7 separate regions of the Homo sapiens genome follow, and regions 2, 3, 4, 5, 6 and 7 are each linked to region 1. A link is a contact called in ENCODE Hi-C or POLR2A ChIA-PET data. All regions are on one chromosome and are shown on one strand. Each heading gives the region's core, a stretch centred on a gene start or an enhancer-like site at or near the end of the contact. The rest is flanking DNA. Distances are from core to core; before and after follow the strand shown. Region 1 holds the start of KLHL26 (kelch like family member 26). Region 2 holds the start of TMEM161A (transmembrane protein 161A). Region 3 holds the start of JUND (JunD proto-oncogene, AP-1 transcription factor subunit). Region 4 overlaps LSM4 (LSM4 homolog, U6 small nuclear RNA and mRNA degradation associated). Region 5 holds the start of LSM4 (LSM4 homolog, U6 small nuclear RNA and mRNA degradation associated). Region 6 holds the start of PGPEP1 (pyroglutamyl-peptidase I). Region 7 holds the start of COPE (coat protein complex I subunit epsilon).

The links. Hi-C counts contacts between places; a loop is a spot of excess contacts on that map. ChIA-PET counts read pairs that join two places held with the same protein, here RNA polymerase II (POLR2A). Pooled maps may share reads with other maps.
Region 2: a map of CD8-positive, alpha-beta T cell shows a loop between it and region 1 (8-fold over the local background). The contact joins the promoter of TMEM161A here to the promoter of KLHL26 in region 1. A Hi-C loop is called at or near these places in 2 of 168 maps with a recorded cell type or tissue (CD4-positive, alpha-beta T cell and CD8-positive, alpha-beta T cell) and 7 of 50 pooled maps. POLR2A ChIA-PET finds 5 or more read pairs at or near these places in 2 of 52 experiments (CD8-positive, alpha-beta memory T cell and naive thymus-derived CD4-positive, alpha-beta T cell).
Region 3: a loop to region 1 is called in a pooled map, with 11 times the contacts of the local background. The contact joins the promoter of JUND here to the promoter of KLHL26 in region 1. A Hi-C loop is called at or near these places in 2 of 37 single-sample maps with no recorded cell type and 9 of 50 pooled maps. POLR2A ChIA-PET finds 5 or more read pairs at or near these places in 4 of 52 experiments (AG04450, GM10248, T-cell and 1 more).
Region 4: a pooled map shows a loop between it and region 1 (9-fold over the local background). The contact joins the enhancer-like site here to the promoter of KLHL26 in region 1. A Hi-C loop is called at or near these places in 6 of 50 pooled maps. POLR2A ChIA-PET finds 5 or more read pairs at or near these places in 2 of 52 experiments (T-cell and WTC11).
Region 5: a pooled map shows a loop between it and region 1 (15-fold over the local background). The contact joins the promoter of LSM4 here to the promoter of KLHL26 in region 1. A Hi-C loop is called at or near these places in 1 of 168 maps with a recorded cell type or tissue (sciatic nerve) and 9 of 50 pooled maps. POLR2A ChIA-PET finds 5 or more read pairs at or near these places in 2 of 52 experiments (BJ and naive thymus-derived CD8-positive, alpha-beta T cell).
Region 6: a loop to region 1 is called in a map of sciatic nerve, with 5 times the contacts of the local background. The contact joins the promoter of PGPEP1 here to the promoter of KLHL26 in region 1. A Hi-C loop is called at or near these places in 1 of 168 maps with a recorded cell type or tissue (sciatic nerve) and 4 of 50 pooled maps. POLR2A ChIA-PET finds 5 or more read pairs at or near these places in 1 of 52 experiments (K562).
Region 7: a loop to region 1 is called in a map of CD8-positive, alpha-beta T cell, with 21 times the contacts of the local background. The contact joins the promoter of COPE here to the promoter of KLHL26 in region 1. A Hi-C loop is called at or near these places in 7 of 168 maps with a recorded cell type or tissue (CD4-positive, alpha-beta T cell, CD4-positive, alpha-beta memory T cell, CD8-positive, alpha-beta T cell and 2 more), 25 of 37 single-sample maps with no recorded cell type and 21 of 50 pooled maps. POLR2A ChIA-PET finds 5 or more read pairs at or near these places in 5 of 52 experiments (A673, HEK293, HEK293T and 1 more).

What each region holds. Positions count from the first base shown.
Region 1 is chr19:18,635,484-18,638,920 of GRCh38, reverse strand. It overlaps KLHL26 (kelch like family member 26), which reads right to left and starts at 1,893. Exons shown (of 3, transcript NM_018316.3): 1 at 1,784-1,893. The coding sequence starts at 1,866. RefSeq lists enhancers at 940-1,454, 1,455-1,969, 1,928-2,222 and silencers at 1,709-2,218, 2,269-2,428, 2,439-2,518, 2,559-2,748.
Region 2 is chr19:19,136,987-19,140,423 of GRCh38, reverse strand. It overlaps TMEM161A (transmembrane protein 161A), which reads left to right and starts at 1,946. Exons shown (of 12, transcript NM_017814.3): 1 at 1,946-1,998. The coding sequence starts at 1,996. RefSeq lists enhancers at 1,539-1,728, 2,009-2,218, 1,703-2,564 and a silencer at 1,869-1,948.
Region 3 is chr19:18,279,898-18,283,334 of GRCh38, reverse strand. It overlaps JUND (JunD proto-oncogene, AP-1 transcription factor subunit), which reads left to right and starts at 1,713. Exons shown (of 1, transcript NM_005354.6): 1 at 1,713-3,437. The coding sequence starts at 1,851. The coding sequence ends at 2,894. MIR3188 (microRNA 3188) reads right to left here and starts at 1,258; the gene lies at 1,174-1,258. LOC124904652 (a long non-coding RNA gene) reads right to left here and starts at 1,243. Exons shown (of 2, transcript XR_007067154.1): 1 at 205-1,243. RefSeq lists silencers at 1,235-2,234, 2,815-3,124 and an enhancer at 1,728-2,579.
Region 4 is chr19:18,303,012-18,306,448 of GRCh38, reverse strand. LSM4 (LSM4 homolog, U6 small nuclear RNA and mRNA degradation associated) reads left to right here. Exons shown (of 5, transcript NM_012321.5): 5 at 1-213. Among named protein-coding and RNA genes, the nearest start is that of LSM4, 18 kb to the left of the region's middle. RefSeq lists enhancers at 975-1,480, 1,371-1,750. Within about 2 kb of position 1,793, at least 37 of the 41 ENCODE cell types and tissues checked have a DNase peak (open chromatin) inside an H3K27ac peak, as active enhancers do.
Region 5 is chr19:18,321,245-18,324,681 of GRCh38, reverse strand. It overlaps LSM4 (LSM4 homolog, U6 small nuclear RNA and mRNA degradation associated), which reads left to right and starts at 1,606. Exons shown (of 5, transcript NM_012321.5): 1 at 1,606-1,664. The coding sequence starts at 1,662. It overlaps LOC105372300 (a long non-coding RNA gene), which reads right to left. Exons shown (of 2, transcript XR_007067157.1): 2 at 2,685-2,948. RefSeq lists enhancers at 465-1,067, 1,266-1,485 and a silencer at 1,546-1,725.
Region 6 is chr19:18,338,774-18,342,210 of GRCh38, reverse strand. PGPEP1 (pyroglutamyl-peptidase I) reads right to left here and starts at 1,613. Exons shown (of 5, transcript NM_017712.4): 1 at 1,496-1,613. The coding sequence starts at 1,529. RefSeq lists an enhancer at 1,056-1,743 and a silencer at 1,575-1,764.
Region 7 is chr19:18,917,585-18,921,021 of GRCh38, reverse strand. COPE (coat protein complex I subunit epsilon) reads left to right here and starts at 1,635. Exons shown (of 10, transcript NM_007263.4): 1 at 1,635-1,799. The coding sequence starts at 1,674. It overlaps DDX49 (DEAD-box helicase 49), which reads right to left and starts at 1,307. Exons shown (of 13, transcript NM_019070.5): 1 at 1,166-1,307; 2 at 319-442. The coding sequence starts at 1,280. RefSeq lists enhancers at 1,033-1,632, 2,535-3,425 and a silencer at 1,713-1,902.

The DNA.
Region 1 (3,437 bases), core at 644-3,143:
TGAGACCAGCCTGGCAACAGAGCAAGACCTGGTCTTTACAAAAAATTTAAAAATTAGCCAAGTGTGGTGGTGCACACCTGTAGTCCCAGCTACTCAGGAGGCTGAGGTGGGAGGATCACTTGAGTCCAGGAGTTTGAGGCTGCGGTGAGCCTTGGTGGCGTCACTGCACTCCAGCCTAGATACCTGGGTGACAGAGCGAGACGGGGTTTCAAAAAAATAAAAATAAAAAAAGCCCTAGCCCCAGGTTATCCCACTCCAGTGCCCAAGGCAGGGACCTGGGGTTCACTGTCCCTCTTCCCTGTCCCTTACTTGCCAACTGATACCCAATTTTCAAGCCCTGGCCACTCCCTGAATATCTCTGAAAATCCTCTGACATCTCCTGGCTCCCTACTGCAGGACAATCTTGCCCCACACCTACCCCAGGAGGCTGGTCACCCCTCTGGACACACACCTCCTGGGTTCCCCATGGCCCCTCTGGCAGACCAGATTCAATGCCCACAGACCTAAGTCTCAAGGTGCCACTCAGCATCCTCAGGAACAGGCAGGGCCTTTGCCTCCTCTGTGCCCTGGCCCAGCCATCCCTCCTCCCTTCCCCACCCATCCCATGCGTGTTCCATTCAGTACCAAATCACACAGCCAGGCCATCAGGCCATTCCCTCCAACAATCAGCCCACAGGTCCAAAACTCCACAGCACGTAAGTATCAAACAACTTCATCATTTATCATGTTGCCTGAAATTACTGGCTCCTGGAAGCTCACCAGCAAGAAAAAGCCTGAATTTCCTCCTTGGCCTGACCTGGGTGCTGGGCTAGAGGAGGAGCTGGGGTGGGAGGGTCTGGCTTTGCCCAATAGGAAAAGAGCAGGAGATCACACTCCTAAGGCAGGTGTTCTTTCCCTCTGACAATCCAATACAATGCATGCACACACATATCATTAGTTATTGATGATAACTAATTGTCATGCAAACCTGGACGTTCAAGCAATCCATGTCAGGACTGGGCCATGGGGAAAGGGGGCCTCCCTCTGACCAAAGGGGTGAATTCTGTCCCCTTGTCTGAGGGCAAGACCTTTCTGTAAGTCCTTTAGCCTGTTGGGGATGTGGATTTGGACCCCATGGGGATGGAAGGGAGGAGCCCCAAAGAAGAACCCTCTGTATGTTCTTTATAAACCCCCTGGAGTTCTCTCACCCCCCTCAGGTTCCCTAGACCCACCCCAGGCCCCCTCAGCCTCCCCATCTCAGACTCCCAGATTCACCTAAGTCCCCCACCCAGAGCCTCCCACAGTCTCTACTCCTTCCAGCGCCCCTCAGCACGCTCTCAGGACCACCTTTAGCCACCTTGGGGCCCTTCAGCACCTCCCAGGATGCCTTGGGCCTTAGCCCCTTCCTCAGAGCCCCCAAGACACCTCACCACCCTCAGACTGGCCATGGCATGGCCCCTGCTCAGGCCCTCTCTGCTGCCCAGGCCCTTTGGCATCCCCAGTTGCCCCACGGCCCACCACAGTCAAGAGCCCCTCGGTTTCCCTTCAGACCCCCAGGATTCTCAGGTCCCTAGGGCCGCCTGCAGACGCCTCGAGGTCCTGGGGCACCCAGCCCCCCTCCAGCCACCCCCTCAGTAGCCCTCGGCTCCTCCAGTACCCCACGGCCCCGTAAAGTCCAAATTCTCAGCGAAAGACCCTCGAGCCGTGCCAGGCCTCCCCTCAACCCCTCAGGACGCCCAAGACTGCCCACAGGTTTCCTGGGCTCCAAGACAGGTGCAGGTCTATCCTGCGGGCCGGGTCTCACCTGTTCGGGCGCTCGGGGCCCGGGCCCGCGCCGAAAGCGCCGCCGCCACCAGCACCACCGCTGCTACCGCCGGACTCCGCCATCTTCCCCCCGCCGTCGCGCGTTCGAGTGACGGGAGCCGCGCGCGCAGGCCCGGGAAACCGAGACGCGGGGGGCGGGGCGGGGCCAGGTCTGCGGAGGGGCGGGGCCGGGACCAGAAACCAAGGATTGGGGCGGGCCCGGAATCGGAGGGGCGTGGTCTACGGAGGGCCGGGGCGGGTCTGGGATAAAGGGAGGGGCCTGCTATGCAGAGAGGTGGGTCCAGGGCGGGGCCTGGGCTAGGGGTGCCGGATTGGGGCGGGACCCTGGCGTGAGGGGCGGAACCAAGTCTGAAAGGGAAGCGGTTCTGGGCTGAGAGGGCGTATTGTCTGTGGATAGGTGGGGACGGGGCGAAGCAGGACAAGTAGGCGCAGGATGGGGTTGGTCCCTGGGCTGAGGAGTGGGGCGGGGTCTGAAGAAGGGGCAGGCCCAGGGCAAGAGGAGGAGGGACAAGGGTCCGGCCTGCGGAGGAGGCGGGGCGCAGGATAAAGGGCGGGGCCAGGTGTGAGAAGGGACAAGGTGGAGGTTAGGAATGCGGTGGGGGAGTGGTCGGGGAGGTAGAAAGGAGAAGATGGGTCTGAGGTTGGGCGGGTCTGGGCAGGAGAGAGGAGGAATCTGGGGATGGATGTGGTCAAGCGAAGAGAGGGCCTGGTCTGAGGAAGGGCGGGGCCTGGGCGAGGGGTGGAGTCTGGTTGGAAGGAGGGCGGGGAAGATCAGGGGTGTGTGCGTGGAGGGGGCGAGGGATTGGCGGGGCCGGGGGGGCGGAGCCTCATCTGATGGGGGTGGGGCCGGGCTAAGTGAGCGGCGGATCTGAGGAGGGGCGGGGCACGTGCAGGTGTTAAGGAGTGTCTGTGAGTGCCCTGGGGCGCTGGCAGGCGTGCCCCGGGCGTTGGCTGGGCGTGGTTATACTTTGAGGCGTTGGAGCCACAGGGAAGTGAGTTATAGGTAGGGTGGGAGGGAGGGTGAGATGGAGCATGGAGAAATGGGTCTCTAAGCTCTGAGAACCACACCCTCCCTCTCCCCACCCTGCACACCCCGACTCCAGTCTTACCTCCTTCCCAGGCCTCTCTCAGGGGCGAAACTCACCCATGCCCAGGCCTCAGACTTCCAGCCCCTCATGGTTCCCCACCCTCCCCTGACATACCCTCTTCAGAGCCTCCACCCTGAGACCCCAATCATCTGGCCTTAGGTTCCCACCACCTGCTTCATACACCAATTCTGGTTTCTCATACTCTAAAACCCTGCACATCCAATTATCTCCCATTCTCTACTCAAAACTCATCTCCCACTCCCCCAAATCCCTGCCCACAGATCCTTCAAACCTTACACTCCCAAAGTCCATTCCACCGGACCCAACACCCTCAGATCCCCAAGCACCAGCCCTCCCAACACACTGACCCTCAGCCAGGGCTCAAAGTCCTGCATCTATAGGCGTCTATGAAGCATCTAGACCTTTTGGGGGCACCCCTCACCCCCCATCTCTGGTAAGCTCCAGGCTCCCAGGATCCCCTCTGTAGCTTGGAGCTCATTTATTCTTTTAACCTCCAAGTCAGAAAACTCTGACTTGTGCAGTCTT
Region 2 (3,437 bases), core at 697-3,196, 500 kb before region 1:
ACAGGCATACGCCAAGCCACCATGCCTGGCTGGACTCAAGTCTTCAACACTTCCCACCTGGTCCCTTCTGTCCCTTCCCCACTCAGGAGGGGTGAGCCACGGTCCTCATGGCAGTGATCAATGGCTGTGGAGGTCCAGCTGAGCATGCAGCTCCTGCCACCTCCAGCAGCGCCACTGCTACATGCACAGATGATGCAAACTCTTCAGCCAGTTACCCACCCTTCTGTTCTGAGGACCTCCCCGACAATGATCCTGGCCTTCCTTCCACATGGGCTGAAGACCTACCTACTCACTGGCACCCCAACCCCGCACATCCAGACCAGGGCCAGGGACTGAGCAAGAGGAAAAGGGTCAAGGTAGCGGGTACCCTGGGGGAAACTGAGGCATGGCCAGAGAGAAAGAGCCTTCCCAGCCTTTGGATCTCACCCTCACGGTGGACAAGAAGTCAGGCCAGTCCCTGATGTTAGTGCCCACAGGCTAAGCACCCAGTGTGAGGTCCATAAAACTATGGGCCGCTTTCTAAGGCTGGGAGCCCCCAGGGCCACAAGTGAGACTGGTTTGACTTCTCCATCCCAGGGAGACTGCGCTTTTGCCCTCCACCACGAGGTGGCGTGCGATAGTGCGCTTAGGATTCAGCACTTGCCAGCCGAAAGTTAAAAAAATAAAATATAAACCAGGCCCGGTGGCTCACGCCTGTAATCTCAGCACTCTGGGAGGCCGACGTGGGCGGATCACCTCAAGTCGGGAGTTCAAGACCAACCTGATCAACATGGAGAAACCTCATCTCTACTAAAAATGCAAAATTAGCCAGTCGTGGTGGTGCATGCCTGTAATCCCAGCTACTCGGGAGGCTGAGGCAGGAGACTCACTTGAACCCAAGAGGCGGAAGTTGCGGTGAGCCAAGATCACACCATTTCACTCCAGCCTGGGCAACAAGAGCGAAACTCCGTCTCAAGAAAAAAAAAAATTAATACACAAATACATAATAAAATGTAAAAACGAAAAGGTAATTACTCAGGCCCCACACACAGGAACCCACCCCCATAAAGATGCTCAGACACTCAGTCATACCCAATATATGTCTACACTCAGGCAGACACACTCATCCACAGAAAGACAAATGGCAAAACCGGGGCACAAACACCAGAAGCCCTTTCCTCCTAGCGGTGAAATAAAGAACATCAGATCCCTGAAGCTGACATTTGGTCCTTGATCCAGCCACGCCTGAAGCTGACACTATGGCTAGTATTTTCTGTCACATGAGCCAAAAATTTTCCTTTTTTGCTTGAACCCATGTTAGTTGATATTTTGTGGAGCACAGCCAGAGTCCTAGCTGATAGAGATGAATAAGGCACTTGCCAGGTGAAAAAGATTGAGGCATTCTTTTTTGCTTTTGTTTTGTTTTTATTTTAAGATTGAGGCATTCTTGAAGGCATTGCAAGATGTAGGATATTTACAAAGGCCTGGAGGTATGAGACAGCATGGTGGGTGCAAGTTGTACTATAGGGTGCACAATAGTGCTAGCAGCAGATTTAAGTCAGGCAGAAGGGTCTGAATTCAGTCTGAGTACTTAGCCTACTTAGTACTTAGGAGTACTAAGTACTTCGTCTACTAAGTGGGAGCCATTGAATGTTCTTGATGGGGGGAGGGAATTCTACTCTCAGAAATGTCCCTTAGGTGGGAATAAATGCTTTCGCTGCAAACCTTTGAGATAAGTGTAGGAAAGAGAAAACTAAGCCTTAAGAGAGGTCGGCCACGCAGGCCTCCCAGACACAATCTTCACTTTGATCGATCCGAACCAGCGTATCTGAACTACAATTTCCGGCATGCAACGCGAGCGGCCTCCTCGTCCCTGGTGATTTGCCGGCTCAAGACACACTGATTGGTCGGACGGGATGCTCGTCAGACCAGAGTCGGGCTCTAATTGGTCGAGTTTCCGCAGAGTGCCCGGAGCCCTAGGCCGGTGGGTGAGTGCACCGCGTTCTCGCACGCGTCATGGTGAGCGAGCGTCCCGCGAAGTGGGGGGTTCTGCAGGGCCGAGGTCCAGCCGAAGGGGTCCAGGGAGACACTGAGGGAATGGATTGGGGTTTCTTCTTGGGGATTGGAGGCTCTGAGGGATTCGGGGGCACGCTGAAGGCCGTGTGTCCCTCTCTGGGAGCCCTGCTCTCGCTACAGGACCTCCGAGGGAGTCGGCGGGAGTTGTACCCAGGGGGACTAGAAGCCCCTAAGCGTTCTGGGGATTCTGCCCTCGAGACCTTTTAGGGGTCTGGGATCCTTTTGAGGGGTCGTGGTCCCACAGAGGGGACTGGGGACCCCAGCACATTTGGAACCTGGTTAAGGCGGTGTGGGGTCCTGTTGGGGGTCCACTCTGGGGACGGGGGTCCTGCAGGAGCGTGGGGGCCGCGCCGACAGGATCCATCGGGGGTCCCTGCTATATCGGGGTGTGTGGAACGGGCAGGGGAGGCCGTGGGAGGTGGACTCAGGAGGTCTGGTTGGCCTCAGGGCGGGCAAGGTTCTCAGAGTGGGAGACAGGAAAGTTGGAACCTTCAGGTCTCACGCGGCTCTGGGTCCAACCTATTGAGTGTGTTCTTAAAACTTAGCCCAGCCCCTGGGGGTCAGGCTGGTGCAGGGAGATGGGGGACTCCCACAACCCTGACGGGACCGGCCTGGGCAGAGAGAGGGACGTGGAACTGGAGGGTCTCTGCCTGGGACCATCCCCGAGGAGGGGCGCTGGAGATGGCCCTGAAGGAAGGGCACTGATGGCCGGAATTATTGAAAGTGGGGCGTCGTCCCAGGCGGAGGTGCAGGACGCCGTAGGAGATGAAGGCACAGGCTCCCGGGAATGAGGAGGGAGGCTGCATTGATTTTATCAGGGTTCTTGAGTTCGAGAATCGTAAATCCAGTGAAGGGAAAAGAAGGAGCTGATGGAAGACTCCAGAAAATTCTTGCAGATGTCTGCAGAGCCCTGACCCTGAGACAGGAGGCTGGGTGGAGGGCAGGGCCATCAGAACATCCCTGGACAGACCTCTGGGAGCCTTAGGTGGAGAGATGCACCCCTCCACCACCTTTTCCCTTGGGGGGTTTTGGGGGGTGGTGGGGTCATTGATGAAGAGCCCAAAGGTCCAGGAAGACCTCTGAGACTCCAGTGGTTGGGTGCAGGGAGGGCTGAGGAGAGAGCTGAGCTGTGGGGAGGTGGAGGGATGGTCTCTAGCTATGCCTGCAGGGTGCAGAACCAAGTTGGGGGCTGACTGTGAGACTGGGAAGGGCCTGAACCACCTGGAAGGGTATGGGATGATGGGTGAGTGCTAGGGTCTCCCAGGAGAGCCTGGAGGAGGCTACTGGTTGAGCTCAGCAGAGAGGTCTGGGCTGGAGGTGTCACCGTGCTGAGGTTTTGATGGGCTGGCTGATTGGGTGGTTAAAACCCTGGCAGGTCACAG
Region 3 (3,437 bases), core at 464-2,963, 360 kb after region 1:
TCTCATGTCTCAGCCTCCTGAGTAGCTGGGATTACAGGTGCACACCACCACACCCGGTTAATTTTCGTATTTTTTTTTTTTTTTGTATTTTTGTATTTCGGCCAGTCTGGTCTTGAACTGCTGACCTCAAGTGATCTGCCTGCCTCGGCCTCCCAAAGTGCTGGGATTACAGGCATGAGCCACCACACCCAGCCCCGCATTCACCTTTAATACTGAGCATCCATTCTATGCGAGGCCCTGTCAGCAGGCTCAGCATAGGCAATGTCCCTGACCTTCAGGGACTATGGTCCACTCCATCATTCTGGCAGATTCAGAGGCTACAATAAAGGAGTAAAGTCTGAGGGTGGGGCACTTCCTGAAGACACATCTTTGCACTGGGGGAAGGGAGTACCAAGCAGAGAGCATAGCACGTGCAAAGGCCCAGAGGTACGATTAGTCCTGCAACTGGGAGGCCAAGGATCAGAGAGAGTGAGGGGAAGGAGGTCAGGGAAAGGAGGGTGTGGGCTCCATTCAGACAGAGGTGGGGAGCTGGAGGGGTGCATGCAGAGGCTGTAGGTCAGATCCAGATGTCCTAAGGATCCCTTGTGAGTATTGGTGGGGTGGGTCCATCTCTCCTCCCTCACACCCCCTTCCCAGCCAGTCTTAATAGTGGCTCATTAAGCCCTAACAGCCATGATAGTGGTAACAAGCATGTAATAATTATACCCGGCATTCCTGCCTCATCAGCCCAGCCCCTGGAGTTGGGCACCCTCGCCCAGGACATCACAGCCCTGGCAGACCTGGGGTTAAAACGTGGGCGGCGGAAGGAAGGGGCTGCGCAGGGGCCTGGACTCCCAGGTTCTAGGGTTCTAAGGGTGGACAAGAGCTCAGGCCTAGTCACAGCCCGGGCCCTGCTGTGACTCCTAGCTAACTCTCGGGGGATGGTCACTCCACCTCTCTGAGCCCAGTTTCCCATCTGTAAAGGCAGGAAGTAGGACTCCTGGTTCTAGAACGCACTCAGTGAAAATGATCAGGATCCAAGCGCTTTCAGCAACTTCTGGCGACCCTCCTCTCCCCTCCCGTCTCTTCCTGAGCAATCACACGCGGGGTGGAGGGAGGGAGGGAAGGAAGGAGGGAGGGTGAGGAACGCAGACCTCCCCACACCCCCGGCGAGCCCCCGGACACAGCCCCACCAGGCCTCCAGCCCCGTATCCGCACAAAGCCTCTCCAGAAGGCGCGCTAGGGGAGGCCCTGGCGGCACAGCAGAGCAGGAGGCGCCAAGGAGTTATTTAGCCATGCGGGACCCCATCCCCCTCCAGTCCCCGGAGGCCGGCACCGCCCCCGCCCCCGCCCCCGCCCGGCCGGGGCCCCACGCGCGGACACGGGGCGGGGCCTCGGGGCGGGCGGGCGCCTGGTGGCCCGGGCCCATCACGCCACCCGGGACGTGCCTTGGCGGAGGCGGCGCCGGGGAGATCGGTCGTACACAGCGGTCCCGGGGCGGGGTGACCCGGCCCGGGCGCGCGGCCGCCCCCATGACGTCAACCCACAAGGCAGCGCGCTGTTGTGGCGTTTACCGCGCGTCGCCGGGGCAACGGCGGCCGGGCGGGCGTCGGCGGCTTGGCCCCGCCCCTCCATGCAAATGAGCGACGTCACCCGCACCCAATGGCGAACGGGGGCGGTGAGCTCATCGCGCCGAGCCGAGGCTATAAGAGGGCGCACAAGTGGCGCGGCGCAGGAGCCGCCGCCAGTGGAGGGCCGGGCGCTGCGGCCGCGGCCGGGGCGGGCGCAGGGCCGAGCGGACGGGGGGGCGCGGGCCCCCCGGGAGGCCGCGGCCACTCCCCCCCGGGCCGGCGCGGCGGGGGAGGCGGAGGATGGAAACACCCTTCTACGGCGATGAGGCGCTGAGCGGCCTGGGCGGCGGCGCCAGTGGCAGCGGCGGCAGCTTCGCGTCCCCGGGCCGCTTGTTCCCCGGGGCGCCCCCGACGGCCGCGGCCGGCAGCATGATGAAGAAGGACGCGCTGACGCTGAGCCTGAGTGAGCAGGTGGCGGCAGCGCTCAAGCCTGCGGCCGCGCCGCCTCCTACCCCCCTGCGCGCCGACGGCGCCCCCAGCGCGGCACCCCCCGACGGCCTGCTCGCCTCTCCCGACCTGGGGCTGCTGAAGCTGGCCTCCCCCGAGCTCGAGCGCCTCATCATCCAGTCCAACGGGCTGGTCACCACCACGCCGACGAGCTCACAGTTCCTCTACCCCAAGGTGGCGGCCAGCGAGGAGCAGGAGTTCGCCGAGGGCTTCGTCAAGGCCCTGGAGGATTTACACAAGCAGAACCAGCTCGGCGCGGGCGCGGCCGCTGCCGCCGCCGCCGCCGCCGCCGGGGGGCCCTCGGGCACGGCCACGGGCTCCGCGCCCCCCGGCGAGCTGGCCCCGGCGGCGGCCGCGCCCGAAGCGCCTGTCTACGCGAACCTGAGCAGCTACGCGGGCGGCGCCGGGGGCGCGGGGGGCGCCGCGACGGTCGCCTTCGCTGCCGAACCTGTGCCCTTCCCGCCGCCGCCACCCCCAGGCGCGTTGGGGCCGCCGCGCCTGGCTGCGCTCAAGGACGAGCCACAGACGGTGCCCGACGTGCCGAGCTTCGGCGAGAGCCCGCCGTTGTCGCCCATCGACATGGACACGCAGGAGCGCATCAAGGCGGAGCGCAAGCGGCTGCGCAACCGCATCGCCGCCTCCAAGTGCCGCAAGCGCAAGCTGGAGCGCATCTCGCGCCTGGAAGAGAAAGTGAAGACCCTCAAGAGTCAGAACACGGAGCTGGCGTCCACGGCGAGCCTGCTGCGCGAGCAGGTGGCGCAGCTCAAGCAGAAAGTCCTCAGCCACGTCAACAGCGGCTGCCAGCTGCTGCCCCAGCACCAGGTGCCCGCGTACTGAGTCCGCGCGCGGGGCGCATGCGCGGCCACCCTCCCCAAGGGGCGGGCTCGCGGGGGGGTGTCGTGGGCGCCCCGGACTTGGAGAGGGTGCGGCCCTGGGGACCCCCCCTCCCCGAGTGTGCCCAGGAACTCAGAGAGGGCGCGGCCCCCGGGGATTCCCCCCCCCCGAGGGTGCCCAGGACTCGACAAGCTGGACCCCCTGCTCCCGGGGGGGCGAGCGCATGACCCCCCCGCCCTCGCGCTGCCTCTTTCCCCCGCGCGGCCGCCCCGTGTTGCACAAACCCGCGCGTCTCGGCTGCCCCTTTGTACACCGCGCCGCGGAAGGGGGCTCCGAGGGGGCGCAGCCTCAAACCCTGCCTTTCCTTTACTTTTACTTTTTTTTTTTTTTCTTTGGAAGAGAGAAGAACAGAGTGTTCGATTCTGCCCTATTTATGTTTCTACTCGGGAACAAACGTTGGTTGTGTGTGTGTGTGTTTTCTTGTGTTGGTTTTTTAAAGAAATGGGAAGAAGAAAAAAAAATTCTCCGCCCCTTTCCTCGATCTCG
Region 4 (3,437 bases), core at 544-3,043, 330 kb after region 1:
GGCCGGGTTTGCCACTCCTCGGGCGCGCACCTGAGACACTGAGTCAGCGCTTTCGAGAAAGGCTCCGGGTAGCATCTGTGGACCGTGAAGAAACCAGAGGGAAGCCCTGAGCCAGGCAGCGGCCCGTCCCCCTGCATAGCCTTCTCTTCAGGGTCCTCGTTCGGAGACCTATTTTGAGAGGTGATTGGAATAAAAGGTCCCGTCCGTGAGGAACTCTTTTTCTTGAGTCTTCAGAGTTACTTGCCATCGTATAGATTTTGCATTTACAATGTCCTCGCCTGGGATGTTCTCCTTGTGTGTGGGGTGGGGGACAGGGATGGATATCTGCAGTCGCCTGAATCCTCTCCGCCACAGCGGCACTTGATTGATGGTTAGAGATGGGGCATGTGGGGTCCAGGATGTGGCCTGCCCTGAACCTCACAAACCCGCCCCCTCAACACAGGCAGGGGCAGCAGTTGGGGGCCCGGGCCTGGAAGCCTTGGGATGCACCGGCCCACGGCACCCACCTGCCTGTTGGACAAGAGCATTTTTTTTTTTTTTTTGAGACGGAGTCTCGCTCTGTTGCCCAGGCTGGAGTGCAGTGGCACAATCTTGGCTCACTGCAACCTCTGCCTCGTGTGTTCAAGCGATTCTCTTGCCTTAGCCTCCTGAGTAGCTGGGATTACAGGTGTGCACCAACACAGACGGCTAATTTTTGTATTTTTAGTACAGACACAGTTCCACCATGTTGGCGAGGCTGGTCTTGAACTCCTGATCTCAAGTGATCCTCCCGCCTTGGCCTCCCAAAGTGCTGGGATTACAGGCATGAGCCACTGCGCCTGGTCGACAGGAGCATCTCTTGGCACACCCCATGCCCCTACAGTGTGGGCCGTGCAGGGGGCTGGGCTCACAGGGCGAGGTGGGTGGGGCAATGTTTAGAGGAGGAGGGAAGGAAGGGTGGGGAGCAGGGAGGCCCCATTTGCAGCTCCTGCCCCATGTCCTAGACTCACCGGCCCTTAGAGGCCTCTGGGGCTCTCCAAGGGGCCTGGGCTCCTTCCTCCCAGGGGTTGTGTGTGTCACGAGGCGTGGATCAAATCCAGGAGCTCTGGGGTCAGGCATCCTGGGAAGTTGGGATGGGAAAGCCCTCGAAGGCCCCTTCCCCTTCCTGATCTCCGTTTGGTTTTTTCTCCCTGACCAGGCTCTGAACTCAGAATGTGTTCCAACACCCCCTAGGTGCCTTCTCACCATTCAGGGTCCCAGGTGCTGGGGCTAATCCCCGGGCTCTTTTGCCTGCGTAATTGTGGCTTCTTGCCGGCGCAGCCAGACGCAGAGCCGGCTCTGACCTTTCCAGCCCGGCAGCTGCGGGCTCCTGGCCCGTGACTTGAGCCGCAGAGTCCCCTCGTCTGCCTCTGCCAACTTGGCCTTGTGGGCTAGAGTGGCCCCTGCTTAGGGGCAGCCAACTTCCAGAAGCTTCCGGCCCCCCTCCCTCGAGCTGGGTGTCGGACCAGCTCTGTGTTTCATTCTTCCTGGTTGGTTTCACAAAGCCTCATCCTCAGCCCCCTCAACAAGAAAAGAAACCAAAAGCACCAGTCTAGTTCCTAAATCCAAGGCTTCCAGGTCTTTCTGTCCCTCCGATGGTCTGTGCCCTCCTCACCCAACTGGGGCTGCCTTTATCGTAGATGGTCCCCACCCGCCCCCAGACCTTCTCGCCTGGAGTTTGCTTTCTGTTAGGGAGGCCCACGCCTGGCGCTGTGCTGTGACTCAGCCGGGGGCTGAGCTCTGCAGGGCCAGCCCACAGTCCCCCGCCAGAGTGCGACAGGCCCGGGTCGGCTGCTGACGCCACCTCATCCTGGAGCCAAACACCCGCTTCAGGGACAAAAGTGCAGAGGCTGGCCTTGGGCAGTGGCCCCCGAGAGGCAGCTGTGGGAAGCCATCCCTCTCTCCTCCTCCTCCTCCTCCTTCTCCTTCTCCTCCCCCATCCCCCTCCTCTCACTCCCCATCTTCCTCCCCATTCCCCTCCTCCTCCATCCTCCTCCACTCATCCCCCACTCCCATCCCCCATCCCCCTCCTCTCTCTCCTCCTCCTCTCCTCCTCTGGGCTTCACCTGCTGTTCCCAGCACTACTCTGACAGCCACCCCCAGATGGCCTGTGTCCCTGTCACCTCCCTCCCCACCTTCTTCTTTTGGAGCCCAGGGCCTGGCACGAGCCTGGCACTAGGGCCACTTGCCTTGTCCCAGGTGCTGGTGACACAGCCCCGGCAATCCTTCCCTTCCACAGGAGTGAGCCAGCCACAAGCATATGCATATCAAATGCATAAATGCTGTAAAAAGAAGAAACCAGGCCAGGCGCAGTGGCTCATGCCTGTAACCCCAGCACTTTGGGAGGCCGAAGTGGGCGGATCACCTGAGATAAGGAGTTCAAAACCTGGCCATCATGGTGAAACCCCATCTCTATTAAAAATACAAAAATTAGCCGGACGTGATGGCACAAACCTGTAATCCCAGCTACTCAGAAGGCTGAGGCAGGAGAATCGCTTGAACCTGGGAGGCGGAGGTTGCAGTGAGCTGAGATCGCGCCACTGCACTCCAGCCTGGGCGACAGATCGAGACTCTCAAAAAAAAGAAAAAGAAACCAGAAACAGGGCGGGCTCGTGAGGAGGTGAATGAAGAGGTGGTCAGGGAAGGTGAGAGAAGGACACTGAAGATTCAGGAAGGGCCTGAGAGACGAGGGAGCCAGCCACCTTGGGAAAGAACATTCTGGACCAGCAGGGGTCAGGAGGACAGTCCCGTGCAAAGGCCCTGTGCCCAGGGGACACAGGAGCAAACAGAAGGGCAGGAAATGGGGAGGATGTGGGCCCTGAGTGACATGAGAAGCAGCCACAGAGGGTTCTGGAACAGTCAGAAGCAGGGGTGGAAGCAGGAAGGGGGCAGTGCTGGGGCCTCAGGGCAGGGAGGAGGAGGCTGCCAGGGCCTAGGCTGACCAGCTGGCCTTGCCCAGGAAGTGCAGGACCCCGAGGTGGCACCTCCTTTCCACAGAGCAAGAGGAGGCCGGCTGGGTGCTGTGGCTCACAGCGGCAACTGTAATTCCAACACTTTGGGAGGTCGAGGCAGGCGGATCACCTGAGGCCAGGAGTTTGAGACCAGCCTGGCCAACGAGGTGAAACCTTATTTCTACTAAGAATACAAAAATTAGCCAGGTGTGGTGGCACGTGGTGCCTGTAATCCCAGCTACTCAGGAGGCTGAGGCAGGAGAATTGCTTAAACCCAGGAGGCAGAGGTTGCAGTGAGCCAAGATAGCGCCACTGCACTCCAGCCTGGGCGACAGAACGAGAGTCTGTCTCAAAAAAATGATACTACTAATAATAAATTAAAAATTTTTTAAAAATTTAAGAGGAGGTCCAGTCAAACCAAGTCTCGAGTGGACAAGAAGCTGCTGGCCACACAGAGAGAGCCGGAAC
Region 5 (3,437 bases), core at 357-2,856, 310 kb after region 1:
TATTATTTGGTCGCATTGGGTTTTTTTCAGTCTTTTGATATTATGAATAATGTCAATAAATAGCATCAGTCATTTAAAAACGAGGCTGGGCGTGGTGACTCATGCCTGTAATCCCAGCACTTTGGGAGGCCAAGGTGGAAGGATCACCTGAGGTCAGGAGTTCGAGGCCACCTCCTGGCCAACATGGCAAAACCCCGTCTCTGCTAAAAATACAAAAATTAGCTGGGCATTGTGGCATGTGCCTGTAATCCTAGCCACTCGGGTGGCTGAGGCAGAAGAATCCCTTGAACCCAGGAGGGAGGGGTTGCAGTGAGCTGAGATCGCACCACTGCACTGCAGCCTGGGTGATAGAATGAGACTCCATCTCAAAAAAAAAAGAACAGGGTCTTCGCAGATGTAATTAAGGATCTTGAGATGACATTATCCTGAAATTTATGGTGGACTTAATAAGAGAAAGGAGTGTCCTTTACAAGAAAAAGGAGCGGCCGGGCTCGGTGGCTCACGCCTGTAATCCCAGCACTTTGGGAGGCAGAGGAGGGAGGATTGCTTGACCCCAGGAGTTCGAGACCAGCCTGGACAACATAGGGAGACCCTGTCTCTACTACAAAAAAAAAAAAGAAAAAAAAAAGGAGAGATACATTTGAGACTCAGAGACACACAGAGAAGGCCAAGTGACGACAAAGGCAGAACGCGGAAGGCTGCATCTACAAGCCAAGAACTCCAAGGATTCCCAGCAGCCACCAGAACCCAGGAGAGAGGCATAGGACACACAGATTGTCCTCAGAGCCTCCAGAGGGAGCCAACTGTGCTGACAACCTCACTTCATTATTCTGATCTCTTGAATTGTGAGAAAATCACGTTCTGTTGTTTTAAACCTCGCAGTGTGTGGGCATTTGTTACAGCAGGCCCCAGAAAACTAATAGCATTCGCCTATTTACTTTGTTTACTGTCTGTCTCCCTGAGGGCCACGAATTTTGTGTTTTGTTCATTCTGTGAGCAGAAACAGGCACAGAGTAGGTAATAAGTACTTAATATGTGCCAGACGCTGTTTTAAGTGCTTTTACATGGTTTCATTCATTTCATCCTTACAGTAAGCAACGTTTTGGAGCAGACACTACTATTTACAGGGAGCAAACTGAGGCCCCGAGGGTCGTGGTCAGGATTCCAACCTATTAAATGATGTTCCCTGGATAATTACAGAATCAGAAAACTAGGAGTCGGAAGGGCAACATCAGGCACGGCCCAATCACCACGAAGCCTCGATTTCTCTCTCTCTACTGCAAACGAAAGGCATTAACTGGCTTTGCCCACAGCGTGGAGCCCAGGAGACCGACGAAGGTTTCACCTGCGCACGCATTTCCTCACAATGCACCCCGCGCCGGCGCGCGTTGCTCCGCCTCCTTTTGCATTACAAGCCGCGGCACTTTACGGCTCTCGTCCTCGTTCCTCCGGCGGGAACACGGCCCGCCCCGCCCTTTCGCCCAGCGGGCCCCGCCCTACTCCGCGTGGATTGGTTGACCGCCCTTCGAGCCCGGTGCTGACTGGCTTGCGTCTCTGCCACTTTCTTTCAGCTTAGTGGCGCGCGGCGCGGCGACGACCGCCGGGAGCGTGTGCAGCGGCGGCGGCGGAAGTGGCCGGCGAGCCCGGTCCCCGCCGGCACCATGGTGAGGGCAGGGCAACTGCGGGGTCTCACCGGGAGGCGGGAACAGCAGTCGTTGGGATCCCTGCGGGCGGGCGCTGTGGGCTTGGTTGGCGCGGGGCGAACGTAAGGTCCGAGCCTCGAGTCCCGCCCCCCGGCACGAGGCTGGGAAACTGAGGCCGGAGACTGCAGGTGGCTCTATCACGTTCGTGTCTGGGATTTAGGGTTGCACGGACTTGTATCCACAGTACAGTGGCCTCGCCTTAGTTAGTTTTCCCAGTTTGCAGGTGGGGAAACTGAAGTAAAAAAAAAAAAGGTGGGGATCCGCCAAATGCAGCAGAGAGTTTTTGGGCAGGGAAGGGGTCCCTTACGCTTCGGGCCCAGTCTGACCTCCCTGATTGAAAACTAGAGTGCTGGGAAGTAGGGGGCCAGTCTGAGTTGTGAAACTTAGTTTTAGGAATTTCAGAGCTTGCAAGATGCTAGCAGCACAGCCTCCTAGGCCTCTTGGTTTCTGGCTGAAAAGCAGGCCTGGTGCTGGGGTGTGGTGTTTCTCCTTGGGTCACATAGCATGTCATTCCAGCGGAAGGGGGCGTTTTGAGCTAGGGGTGGACAAAGTACATCCTCCCAATACAAAGAAGGAAAAATTGCGGCCCAGGTCTCTGCAGGGCCCATTGTTTATGATTCTGGAAGTTCTGGATCTGGGCTAGAAAGTGCCCGTGTCCCCCACTGTGCAGATCGGAAAAGGAATTCAGAGCTGGGAGTTTCCTGGCCCATCAGCTTCTGGTCCTTCTTTTTTCAATGAGAGAAACCAAGGCCCTTGTTGGGGATGTGACTTCCAGACTCTGTGAGACAGTGGGAGATTCAGTAACCAGGAGGGTCCCCCAGGGGTGGCTGCATCAGAACTGTGGATTAGTGAGAACTCTCCCTAAATCCGGCTGGTCAGTGTGTAACCACCCAATGGGTTCACCTTGCCTGTCTTCCTAGACAGATTTATCAAGACAGGGGAATTGCAGTGGAGAAAGAGTATTTCACACAGAGCCAGCTATGCAGGAGACCAGAGTTTTATTATTGCTCAAATCAGTCTCCGCTGAGCATTAGGGGATCCGAGTTTTGAAAGATAATTTGGCGGGTAGGGGCTCAGGAAGTGGGGAGTGCTGATTGGTTGGAGCTTCCTGAGGTCGATGGAGTCATCGACGGGAGTGTTGAAGTGAGGTTTTCTTGCTGTCTTCTGTTCCTGGGTGGGATCGCAGGACTGGTTGAGCCAGATTACTGGTCTGGGTAGTGTCAGCTGATCCGTCAAGTACGGGGTCTGCAAAATATCTCAAGCACTGATCTTAGATTTTATAATAGTGATGTTATCCCAAGGAGCAATTTGGGGAGTTTCAGACTCTTGCAGCCAGAGGCTGAAGTTACCTAAATGGTAATTTCTAATCTTGTAGCTTATTTGTTAGTCCTACAAAGGCAGACTGGTCCCCAGGCAAGAAGAGGGTCTTTTCGGGAAAGGGCTATTACCAATTTTGTTCCAGAGTCAAACTATAAACTAAATCCCTTCCCAAGGTTAGTTTGGCCTATACCTAGGAATAAGCAAAGATGGCGTAAAGGTTAGAAGCACAATGGAGTCGGTTAGGTCTGATCTCTTTTCACTGTCATAATTTCCCGCTACAATTTTTGCAAAGGCGATTTCAAGTGCAAGGATTCAGAGAGCCTGTCCCTCTCTGCGGTGTACTTAGAGGGCAGAGTTGGCATGTAAGACTGGGCAGAGCTGGAAGGATCCATCCCTGTGTTAAGTTTTGTGGGA
Region 6 (3,437 bases), core at 364-2,863, 300 kb after region 1:
GGGGCTGGGTGCGGTGGCTCATGCCTGTAATTCCAGCACTTTGGGAGGCCAAGGCGGGCGGATCACCTGAGGTCAGAAGTTTGAGACCAGCCTGGCCAACATGGTGAAACCCCGTTTCTACTAAAAATACAAAAAATTAACCAGATGGGGTGATGCGTGCCCGTAATTCCAGCTACTCAGGAGGCTGAGGCAGGAGAATCGCTTGAACCCAGGAGGCGAAGGTTGCAGTGAGCCGAGATCGCGCCGTTGTGCTCCAGCTTGGGCAACAAGAGCAAAACTCCGTCTCAAAAAAAAAAAAATACGGTCCATCTGGGCCAGTGATCCCACAGGATATGAATGCTATGCAGAGATGCTGTAGCCTGGGATAGCAGGTAGGGGCTGTGGCTCAGGAGGGGACCTCCTAACTCTATCCTTCTGTACAGCCAAAGTTTGAGTCTCAGCTCAGCCCCTTACAAACTGGATGACCTCTGTGAGCCTCAGTTTCCCTTTCTGCAAAATGGAGACAGTAAAGATGTAATCAGCTCATGCAAAAAGTGCTGGAATAAATAACCAGATAAAGGAAGGCTGGAAGGGATGGGGGCAGTGACCCTCCTCCCAATTATACACACCTGTTAAGCAGGTGCCTTGTTTCTTCCTTCTTCCCTGAATCTCCTGGATCAGCCTCAATCTCCCTTCAACAGCCACAAAACACCTGTGTGCACCTTTGCTGGATTTCCCACTCTGACCCCTCCAGACAGCAGGTCAAAATGACCCCCCCACTCCTTGACTCTGAGGCCCCAGCGGAAGTTGGCGCCCCACGTGGCCCCGAGGCGGAGTCTCAGGGAGGAGAAACAGTTGGTTTGGGGGTGGGGGGGAGTCGGTGACAGCAGGGGCCCTGACTCACCAACAAACAGCCCTGGCACAAAACACAAAAAGGTTTCCGCTGAAGACAGTCCCTGGGACAGCTGGGAGAGCCCGAGGTCCCCGGACCCCCACCTGCCCCTGCCTTGGGAGAGTAGCCCCCCAGGAGCGCAGGGCGCGGCGAGCAGTGACTGGGAGGTTCATTTGTCACTGGGACACTTCCTGCCCGCAAATCGGCCTTTGTCCCCTGGGGCCAGGGGTTGGGGGAGCGGTGTGGGGACAGGCTGGACCTCGGAAGGGGCAGGGAGGAAGGGTCCAGTCCAGCCCGCAGGCCAGACAGAGGAGGCAGGTGCCAGGAGGGTCACCATCCCCACCTTGGGAGGAAAGGACGCCAGGGGGGCCTGCGCAGCGCCGGGCTTTTGCCCGGCCCCCCAAGCCCCGCGCCCGACTGCCCTGACTCCCGACCCTGGGACCCCCAAGGCTCCTCCTCCTCCACTTTCCAGGAAGCCTGGGCTGCGCGGGGCTCCCGCGGGTGATGACACCTTCCAAATCTGAGAGGACTTCCAGCACCTGCCCCTCTCGGCCCCGCAGTCCCGGAGCCGCCCCCGCCTCTGCCCCCGGCCGCTGCCGCTACAGCCCCCATCAGCCAGCGTACCCGTCACTACCACCGCCTTCCTCGGCTGCTCCATGGCGGGATCGGGCTGTGCCTCGGACCTGCTTCTGTTGCGACTGGCGCGACAGCTGCTGCCGCTGCAGCCTCTCGGCCGCGCGAGGCCACGCCCCTGTCAAGCCCCCGGCCTCGCCCCCGGTCAGCCGCTCGGCGTGCGCGCCCCCGGGCCCGAGACGCAGCGTGCGCGCCCTGCGCCCCGCCCCCGTCGGCTAGGCCCGGTATTCCCCAGCCTCCGTTTCCCCGTCTGCAAAATGGGAACATCTTATGCCGTAGTGTGTAGCCGCTTGCACGCACTGAGCCAGGTGCTGGGGATGAGCCGGTCCTTTATTCTGCAAGGGTTCATTGAGGGCCTGCCCTATGCATGCATACTGCGCAGAATTAGGGAGGGAAGTCCCCGCGAGCAAGGCCCGTTTTCCAGATAAGGAAACTGAGGCACAGAATGCCACTTCCCCGAGGTCACTCGCCTCAAGGGGTCACAGGAGCAGCATTCAGGCCAGGAAGTTGGCGGGGGTGGGGGAGGACAGAGTAAAAAAGGAAAAACACGACAACCATATTTGTGTGGTGCCAGAAGTTTCTCTGCAGGCCCCCATGGTCCTAGGAGGCTAATGGGGGAGGGCGATTGTACCTGCTGTTCCCTCTGCCGGAACACACCCCGCAGGTACCTGCGAAGCTGGCCTCCTTCAGGCCTCAGCTCCAGTGTTCCAATGTCGCCTCCTCCCAGGGGCCCTCCTCCTGTCCTGGCTGTCACCTCCTCCGAGGGGTGAACTGTCACTTTCTCCTTGTGGCCTTCTCTGGCTATCACCTCCCTGCTATCCTATTACCTCCTCTGAGGGTTCCTTCTGGCCCTCCTTGGCTGAAATGACCTCACTGCTACCCCCCAGTGGTTCCATCTCATTCCCTGGTTCCATCCTCTTCATAGCAATAAAGCTCAGAAATAATTTCCTTTCTCTCTCTTTTTTTTGGAGACAGGGTCTCACTCTGTTACCCAGGCTGGAGTGCAGTGGCAAAATCATAGCTCTGTAACTTTGACCTCCAGGGCTCAACTGATCCTCACATCTCAGCCTCCTGAGTAGCTGGGACTACAGGTGTGTGGCACCACACCCAGCTAATTTTTGTATTTTTGTAGAGATGGGGGTTTCATAGTGTTGCACAGGCTGGTCTCGAACTCCCGAGCTCAAGCAATCCGCACACCTTGGCCTCCCAAAAGTGCTGGGATTACAGGTGTAAACCAGCACACCTGGCCAGAAATCATTTTTAATTTTTTTTAGCTTTTAAGTTTTGGGGTACATGTGCAGGTTTGTTATATAGATAAACTCGTGTCATGGGGTTTGTTGTACAGATTATTTAGTCCCCCAGGTATTATTAAGCAGAAATTATATATGTATTTATTTATTTGAGACGTAGTTTCACTCTTGTCACCCAGGCTGGAGTGCAGTGGTGTGATCTTGGCTCACTGCAACCTCTGCCTCCCGGGTTCAAGCAATTCTCCCACCTCAGCCTCCCAAGTAGCTGGGATTACAGGCGAGTGCCGCCATACCCAGCTAATTTTGTATTTTTAGTAGAGAGGGAGGTTCACCATGTTGGCCAGGCTGGTCTCGAACTCCTGACTTCAGGTGATCCACCCTTTTCAGCTCCCAAAGTGCTGGGATTACAGGCGTGAACCACTGCCTCCGGCCCCCTCCCCAGGTATTATTAAGCAGAAATCATTTAGTATGGTCACAGCCTCTCTGGTTGGCTTCCCGTTTCCTCCGACATAGAGATGAGAACTTCTAGAGGAGGAAGCGTTGTTCTGTTAGAGCTGCGTCTCAACACCCAGCACATCCCCAGGCACATTCTGCCAACATTCATCAGAGACCAGAATTCCTCTAAAAACAGGTAGAAAATGAAAGCTGAGTTTCTGGCCACATCTTCAGAAACAGGACTGGAC
Region 7 (3,437 bases), core at 386-2,885, 280 kb before region 1:
TTACGGCATGCGCTACCATGCCCAGCTAATTTTTTGTATTTTTAGTAGAGACGGGGTTTCTCCATGTTGGTCAGGCTGGTCTCAAACTCCTGGCCTCAAGTGATCCGCTCACCTGGAGCTCCCAAAGTGCTGGGATTACAGGTGTGAGCCACTGCACCGGGGCCATCTTGTTTAATTCTGCAGGACCCCTAAGAAGCGGGTAGCAAGATTTTCATGCTCATCTCACACGTGGGAAAAGGGCGCTCAGAGAGGGAAAGGTGCTTGCCCAAGAGAGCACAGCTGGTTAACCCATACCCAGGAGGCCTGCTGGGGGCTTACCTGGTGGGTGTCAGGACGAGGCAGAAGATGCCATAGGGATCCTCAGACAGCTTCTGCAAGATGGGAAGGACAAACGCTGCTGTCTTCCCACTGCCTGTCTTAGCACAGCCCAAGCAGTCTCGACCTGGGTTGGGGACAAAGCAGCATCAACACCCTCCATGTGTGGACAGCTGGGTTTCAGAGACCTTGCCCAGGACACACTGCCAGTGAGTGGCAGGCTGGACTGGAACCCATATCCATTTGACCCGAGATGCCCACAGCTTCCTACCACCTCGTTCTAACTCCGTCCAGGAGCACGTGAATTTGGGGAATCCAGAATTCCCTTCCCTCATATGCATCTTGTGCTCCCTGTTGACCCCTTCATTTGTTTATTTAATCCCTGACTTATCACATCTTAGGCTTCCTGTGGGCCTCTCTTTAATGGCGAAACTGGGTTGGGCTAGAGGAGCAGAGAGAAGACCTTCTCCTAGAGGAGCAATCACAGGACCAAGGAGTCCTGGATCTACCAGCAATTTTGACAGCCTCAACTTCTATTTGTAAAATAAAGATAGCAGTACCAGGTCTGCAGGATTTTGCGATACTATCGGACTAGTCATCCATCAAACCCTCCCTGTGCTGAGACTATGAAAATTTCAGAGATTACATCACTTGCGTACGAACACAAAGCGAGTCAGTCATGCAACCTAAATGCCAACACTGTCCAGTCGTCCTCCGGAACCCCGGATCTCCTGTAACGCCCGAGGTTGCCCCTCGCCTCGTGGGACCGGAATAAGCAAAGGTTGCGAGAAGGGAAAGGAGTCGAGAGGAGCGGAGAGGCCTCTTGGGGAAGGCCCTGGGCCATACTCACCCTCCAGGATGGCGGGGATGCAGCCGAGCTGCACGGGCGTGGGCTGCTTCAAACCCAGCTGCCGACATTGTTCCACGAGCCACGATGACAGCCCGAGCTCCGCGAAGCCTGCCATCCTTGTGGCCGCTTGTAGGGGCCCCTTGTAGGGGCCCGTGTGATCCGCGCTTCCGGCGCGCGCCGACGACGTCACGAGAAAAATCTTCCTGTTTATTGGATCTGCCTCCTGCGTGGTCCCACCCTCTCCAGCTCCCTCAGCCTATTCCCAGCCTCGACCGCATCCTTATCATGTTTCCCCGGATCCCATTGGCTTGCAGAAACACACTACAATTCCCGAGATGCTCTCCGTGACGCACTTACGCCTTCCGCCCCCTTGCATATTATTGTGGAGCTTCCCATTGGCTTACTTCGCCGCCGCTCGGAAAAAGTAAACTACATTTCCTAGCGTGCCCGTGTCTTGCTTCCGGCTGACGTGTCTTTCAGGAAGAGGAGCTGGTGAGAAGACAGCGAAATGGCGCCTCCGGCCCCCGGCCCGGCCTCCGGCGGCTCCGGGGAGGTAGACGAGCTGTTCGACGTAAAGAACGCCTTCTACATCGGCAGCTACCAGCAGTGCATAAACGAGGCGCAGCGGGTGAAGGTGCGGCCGCGCAGGGGCGCGGGGACGCTGGGGGCGGAGGCGGAGGACGCTTTCTGGTGGCCGCGAGCCGCGTTCTGCGTCTAAAAACTTTCTCTTTTCTTCTCGCGTTTTTTGGGCCACCTCTTCCACAGTTCAGTGAGGAGTAGTCACTGTCCCGTGACAGAACCCAGAGCAGTAACAGTTTACGGTACTGCTCACTCGTACAGCGTTCTCTCTGCGCCCTTGAAAGTGTTTTGAGTAAGGGAGGTGTTTATGCCACTGTAGTGACAATAAGCCTATTTTGTTCAGCCATACCTTCAGTTCCCGTGAGATGGAGACTGTTGCTTATCCTCATTTTACGGATGAGAACCCTAAAGTTCAGAGAAGGACGTTTCCCTGCCCAACCAGCCTGGTTATTTCTCCCAGAGCTTACCCATTCATTCATTCATTCTTCATTGAGCACTTTTTTGGACGGGCACTGTATTCCGCTGGACTCAGAATGATAAACACAGTTTCCCAGCGCAGTGGCTCAAACGCCTGTAATTCTGGCGCTTTGGGAGGCCGAGGCGGGCAGATCGCATGCGCCCAGGAGTTCGAGACCAGCTTGGGCAACGTGGAGAAACCATGAGTCTACCAAAAATTAGCCGGGCGTGGTGGCGGGCACTTGTAATCTCAGCTACCGGGAGGCTGAGACAGGAGAATCGCTTCAACCCGGAGGCCGAGGTTGCAGTGAACCGAGATCGCGCCACTGCACTCCAGCCTGGGTGACAAAGTTGTAAGAATTAAAGAGGAAAGAAACACGAAAGGTGGCTTGCCAGTCAAGACAGGTTTATTTTAGAGAAAACAAACCTGAGAGGCGCCTTCTGGCGGAGTTGGGTCAGAGTAACACTCTTTTACAGACTAAGAGTTTTTAAGGATTCAGGGTCGGAGAGTTTATCAGAGGCTTGAACTGCTTCTGTGTCTCTTCGTTGTGCTTATCTGGGAGGGAGAGTTGTGTGTCTGTTCCCATACATCTTTCTTTTTTCTTTTCTTTTCTTTTCTTTTTTTTTTTTTTTTGAGATGGAGACTCGCGCTGTTGCCAGGCTGGAGTGCAGTGGCGTGATCTCGGCTCACTGCAACCTCCGCCCCCAGGTTCAAGCAATTCTCCTTTCTCAGCCTCTCGAGTAGCTGGGATTACAGGCGCGCGCCACCATGGCCCGGCTAATTTTTGTATTTTTAGTAGAGACGGGGTTTCACCATGTTGGCCAGGATGGTCTCCATCTCTTGACCTTGTGATCTGCCCGCCTTGGCCTACCAAAGTGTTGGGATTACAGGTGTGAGCCACCGTGCCCAGCCTCCCATACATCTTTCTGCAGCTGCAGGCATACCCCCCTACTCTGCTTTTAGCTTGCCTATTTTAGTGCACCTGAAGGGAAAGGAATGTGCTTATTAAGGCCCACTGTTTTACTGGGGCCCGTTGTATGAAGGTGAAGTTTGGCAGTTACCCAAGAAATTTTCTTCCCACTCTCTCTCTGTCCGAGCTGTCTTTCTGTGTTTTACTGTCTCCTCTTTCTGGCTGCTTGTAGTTAGAAGTGATTTCCTGGCCGGGCGCGGTGGTTCACACCTGTAATTCCAGCACTTTGGGAGGCGGGCGGATCACCTGAGGTCAGGAGTTCGAGA